Regions from separate parts of the Homo sapiens genome. Here region 1 is linked to region 2. Evidence: read pairs that join two places in POLR2A ChIA-PET (ENCODE). Cell type or tissue: OCI-LY7. All regions are shown on one strand. Links, peaks and the distances in the headings refer to the core of each region. The heading gives the core; the rest is flanking DNA. Region 1 has its middle 32 kb from the start of WAKMAR2. Region 2 has its middle 19 kb from the start of SIMALR.

Region 1 (2,918 bases), core at 99-2,598, 64 kb after region 2:
TTGCCTCCCAAATAAAAATATTAATTTTTTAGGTGAATAGTTAATATTTAAAAACTCAGTGAATAATATATTAATATGTATTTTCACTTTCTGTTAAGCTTTGGGCACCCGCCACCTTCATTCTTAGCTCCATCCTGGTCCTGACGCAGCTAGCCTGACCAAGCCTTGAAGTACATCAGATGCTGTAACCCTACTCATAGGTACAATTTTGAATTTGTGCTGGATCCAAGGCCATTGCGTCTGGGGTGAGCTTCAACGTCTTTGAGCCCCTTGAGCTGTATCCTTTCTCTTCCTCCTGGCCTTCACTGAGCTTGCTCTGTCCATGTCACTAGGCAGCTTGCCCTGGTTAACACTGAAATCCCTATCTGGGCCTGGAGCCAGCTCATGAACTGCACTCAGGTTCTCTGGGGTCTTGACAACATGATATCTTATTGCCAGATATGTGTTCCTTTATTCTGTTTATCAGTAGGTCAAGTCAATAAAAATATATTGATTGCCTACTCCATGCCAAGCTACTATGTGGGGGATATTACTGTCTGGACTTTGATCTGCTGTTGAGATATCAATCCAAACAACTAGATCTCAGTCAACCCTGCCGAATGCCTGATTCCAAAATTCACCATTGGCTGGACAGTCTGTTTTGCCCCAGATTGGACCTCTTAGATACTGATACCGTGTCAAGCTTACTATATCCCTTTTGACACTATAACTTGAAAATCTAGCTATCCATCTCAGGTCCCAGTTCTACAGAAAGGTTAGTCCCCAGTAATTCTGGCTTCTTTTCCTGTCCTCATGTCTCCCTTGCCAAGATCCTGCAAACTTTCCAGGTAAGCCTTCTTGGGTTCTGACCTTTATAACATTTATGATTTACAAAAATATCTTTATATATATTTTCCCATTCTAGTTTTGAATCTTAAAATAACTCTTTGAGATAGGAGGGGAGGCTTATTAAATCTCTGTTTCACTAAAGAGGAAACTGTCTTTAAGAAGACTAATGACGTATTTATGTTTAATAAATGGCCTTTTTAGGATGTGAACTCAGACCTTATCTCTCATTTTAATGTTCTTTACCCTGGGGGGTGGGGTGGCTAACCTTCACTTTGAACAGACCTTATAATTCATTTCAGGAAGCAGTCAACTCTTTGGTATGAAGGATTGATGTGTTAGACCTCCTAGGACGACACTTTAACCCCCAAATAATTACTCAAAACACATAAATATTACATCCTATGTAGTTAGAAGGATAAAAGTCAGTAGATGTAAGGCCAAGCATGGTGGCTCATGCCTATAATCCCAGCACTTTGGGAGGCCAAGGCAGACAGATTACTTGAGGTCAGGAGTTTGAGACCACTCTGTACCCAAAATACAAAAAATTAGCTAGCCGTGGTGGCATATGCCTGTAATCCCAGCTACTTGGGAGGCTGAGACAGGAGAATTGCTTGAACCCAGGAGGCAGAGGTTACAGTGAGCTGAGATCATACCACCACACTCCAGCCTGGGCGACAGAGTGGGACTTTGTCTCAAAAAAAAAAAAAAAAAATCAGTAGATGTAAAGGACCTTTGAGCAATGTGAGAATATGTTTCTTAGCTAGGCATAGACCTATCAAAGGGAAAGCTCTGTATAGGATCTCTTTTTTAAAAGAATTTAATTGTTATATTGAAACATAATTGTATGCCTATATGTGATACGTGTGATATTTTGATACATGCGTACGATGTGTAGTGATCCAGTCAGAATAATTAAGATATCTGTGACCTCACATAGTTATCATTTCTTTGTGCTAGGAACATTTCAAATCTCTTCTAGTTTTTTGGAATACACATCCTATAGCCTTTCTGCAGACTGAAAGTCGGCTTGGCTACTTCAGGGTAGAGAAGTCACCCACCCCAATATACATAGTACATGGCAGTGTTAGTTGCCACCACCTTCAAGAGCCCTTCCCAGCTTCCCTTTCTCTGTTGAGGCTGAAAGCCTGGAAACAACATTGCCTGACCTGTGTTTCTAGCAGAGTTCTTGTTTAGGGCTCACCTCCAAGAAAAAATCACCAGAGATCTGGAAAGCAAAGGAGAAGGAGAAACCATTATCTTCTCATGACAGCTGTAGGTAGTGGATGTAGGCAGGAAGAAAATGTCATCAAATGTAATTCCTGAATTTTCATACTTTTGAAAATCATCAGCAATTTATCCTGAGCTTCTCTTGCCCAGCAAGAGAAGTTATCTTAGCATCACATTTCCTATAAAAAATCCTTTCCTGCTTAGAATTTCTAACATGGTATTGTTTTCCACCAGTCCAGTTTCAACTGATGATCATATTTTCCCCATGATTTTACCTTTTTTACATTTACTTTATTATTATTTTTTTTTTGAGACAGAGTCTGCCTGTGTCACCGAGGGTGGAGTGCAGTGGCACAATCTCAGTTCACTGCAGCCTCCGCCTCTTCGGTTCAAGAGATTCTGGTGCCTCAGCCTCCTGAGTAGCTGGAATTACAGGCCTGCACCACCACACCTGGCTAAGTTTTGTATTTTTAGTAGAGACTGGGTTTTACCATGTTCGTCAGGCTGGTCTCGAACTCCTAATTTCACGTGATCCTCCCACCTTGGCCTCCCAAAGTGCTAATATTACAGGCGTGAACCCCCTGCCCAGCTACATTTACTTTTGTTTCTCTGAATGGGAGCTCTTCAAGGGATGGATGTGTCCTATTTACTTTTGCATCTCCAATGCTTGCAATATATGAGGCACTCAATAAATGTTGTTAAAAGGGAACATAAAAAATAAATTTGGGTGGGAGGAGGGTGAGATATTTTGGAGCAAACGAAGAACCGAATATCCTGAGCAAGGGAAAAAAGGAAATCTTCAAAATGTCACTCTTTAATTCTAGAGTTGTTTTGTATGGGTCAACTAGCTATTAGCGTTTAAG
Region 2 (2,918 bases), core at 135-2,634:
AGGACTACAGGTGTGCGCCATCACACCTGGCTAATTTTTAATTTTTTTTTTTTTTTTTTTGTATAGTCAGGGCCTCACAATGTTGCCCAGGTTGGTCTCAAACTCCTGGCTTCAAGTGATCCTCCCACCTTGACCTCCCAAAGCACTAGAATTACAGGTACAATAGACTTTTAGTAAAACATTACATCACTTTCTAAAATATCTTCAGAAATTAAATACCATATCATTTGATATCCATAATTGTTCTTGGAGAAAAGGTATACAGGCAAGCTCTTTTTGACAATTGGGAATTTCATACCACTTCTTTTCTTCCTTTACATTGTATTCCCATTTTGGTATCTGCACAGATTTTTTTCACATTGTGAGATATTTTTCACTTTTGAAAAGAAATACAATATGATACTTCTGCCAAATGCAAGTTCTCAAGCAGATCAACTCTAGGAAGGAGGACTACTAATGCTGAGGATCTGGACTGTCCGTACCCACATACCCTTAGAAAGTCTTGCTCCACCTCTGGGACATACACACTCAAATGTAAAGACTGCTGCTTCATTCTGTGTTGCTCTTTCTGCTTTTCAACCACATTTTGTCTCATTAATTCACAATTATTACTTTACCTGTCTTCGTATCCCCTGGACAATGCAAGTGTGCAAAATTTTGTTTCTCTCTCTATCTCTAGCACAAAGCAGACATTTCATACTGGTTTGCTGATCCAAGGAGCTAATTAGTGTTCTGTCCTGTTCTTTTATTTCTTATTGTAGTTTCTTTCTTTTTCTCTCTTTTTCTTCCCTCCCTCCCTCCTTTCCTCCCTTACTCCCTCCCTCCTTTCCTCCTTTCTTTCTTTCTTTCTTCTTTCTTTCTTTCTTTCTTTCTTTCTTTCTTTCTTTCTTTCTTTCTCTTTCTTTCTCTCTATCTCTCTCCCTCCCCTCCCCTCCCTTCCTCCCTCCTTCCCTCCCTCCCTTCTTTCCTTCCTTCCTTCCTTCCTCTCTCTTCTCCCTTTCTCTCTTTCTTTTCTTTCTTTTTTTTTTCTTTCAAGATGGGGCCACACTTTGTTGCCCAGGCTGGTCTCGAACCCCTGGGCTCAAGTGATTCTCCCACCTCGGCCTCCCAAAGTGCTTGGATTGCAGGCATGAGCCACCGCACCCAGCCATAGTTTCTTTTTCAGACTGTGTTATTTTGAGCACTCCAGGTGAGGTCCATTTAACAGTAAACATAAGGGGAATTTTTAGCAGGTGGGTACAAAGAGTTCACTTCCTCACTTATAGAAGAGAAAGAAATAATATTAATAACATAGCCCAGGCCATGCCTTTGAAGCCTAGAAGCTCCAGCTGCCCAGGATGTGATCCTTGCTCCAAAAGAGCTAACCAGTTAGCACAGGGTGCATAGACATGGAAAACATATGCTAATAAAACGTTATGGGGCAGGAAAGGCAGGAGTAGCCATTGCCATTTTTATTGTAGAGCAGGGCCTGCTACAGAGTTGGGCAAGATTGCCATGAAATATTGTATTCATTAGACAAGAACGCCATGCTTTGGTCCCTTGTCATAGACATAGAAGAAGTGCATGTGTTATTAAGTATTTGAGGTGGAGAAAGAGCCCAACTACTTCTTGGGTGTGGCTAAAACTATCCTTTTCAAGAGGCAACAGATGGGACAGGGGCTTTGGAGTCTGACAGATTTGAGTTTGAGATCTACCCTTTACTAACTGTGGCAACTTGAGGTGCTGAATCTTTTGAGTTTTGGTTTCCTCATCTATAGAATGAGAATAATGTTATGTGCCTCAATGTGTTGAGTAAAGACATAATGTGATTATATGTGTAGAGTGCCTGACATCTGGCAGATATCCAATAAATATTAATTTTTTTCTTTTCTTCCTGTGTGGCTCATAATACTTTGCACATACTTTGATGTTATTTCTCACTAGTTTGATTTATTGTGAATTTCTTTTTCTCTCCCTTACTAGAGTCTTCAGAGGTCCCATTTAATCCATCTTTGTTTCACTGAACATGTCATAGTGCCTTCTCCATGAAGAGTGATCAGGAGTGTTAAATTCAATTAAATAGGTGAAGAACCTCTATCATAGATAGGAAAAAGAACATCTTTTTCCAGCCCTAAATCTTGATCTTGGCTTTGAAATTCTCTTTATTTAATGTTCTTTGGGCAATGCAATAGAAATAGACTCTGGTTAACTGGTTAACTTAAGCTAAAAAGGACTTATAGGAAGAGCTCTTCAACAGTCTTTAAAAAATTTTTTTTCAGATGGTGTCTCGATCTGTCACCCAGGCTGGAGTGCAGTGGTGTGATCTTGGCTCACTGCAACCTCAGCCTCCCAGGTTCAAGTGATTCTCCTGTCTCAGCCTCCACAGTAGCAGGGACTATAGGCATGCACCAGCACATCCAGCTAATTTTTTTTATTTTTAGTAGAGACAGGGTTTCGCCATGTTGGCCAGGCTGGTCTTGAACTCCTGGCCTCATGTGATTCACCCACCTTGGCCTCCCAAAGTGCTGGGATTACAGGTGTGAGCCACTGCGCCCGGCCTCAGCAGTCTTATAGGAGAACTCAACAAGCAGCCCTCGGGAGCACGGAAGCAGGGGAGCTCCAGCACCTGCAATGCGGGAGCCTTGCTCTAGGCGCCACCATCAGACCTGCAGCTCCAAATTTATCCATTACTGGGATTACCTCTAGAAGTTCAAATTCCCAGAAGAAAGCCCAACTTGTATCAGGTGCCCTTCTTATAGCTAGAGCACCAAGATTGCAGAGGGAAGCAATAGTTGCTCCACATCGCAGATCCTGGGACCCTTCTAGGCATGCCTCATTGCCAGCTTCTGGTCAAGCATGAGAACTTTAAGCTGCCGCCTATTTATACCATCTGTGTCAGGTGTTATCTCACATCTAATTCCCTCCCACCCAGCCATAAA

Evidence for each region. Peaks named below come from ENCODE experiments on the same cell type or tissue, not always from the same donor. Only the 100,000 strongest peaks of a DNase experiment are listed, where the experiment ranks them.
Region 1: POLR2A ChIA-PET joins it to region 2 with 6 read pairs; 4 of 35 experiments call an interaction of 5 or more read pairs at or near these places.

Annotation. Positions count from the first base shown.
Region 1 is chr6:137,899,207-137,902,124 of GRCh38, reverse strand. No RefSeq gene overlaps it. Among named protein-coding and RNA genes, the nearest start is that of WAKMAR2, 32 kb to the right of the region's middle. In OCI-LY7, for the core only: no CTCF peak of the experiment used is centred there; no DNase peak of the experiment used is centred there.
Region 2 is chr6:137,963,393-137,966,310 of GRCh38, reverse strand. No RefSeq gene overlaps it. Among named protein-coding and RNA genes, the nearest start is that of SIMALR, 19 kb to the right of the region's middle. In OCI-LY7, for the core only: no CTCF peak of the experiment used is centred there; a DNase peak (open chromatin) is centred at 1,230; H3K4me3 peaks cover 226 bases; H3K27ac peaks cover 2,011 bases.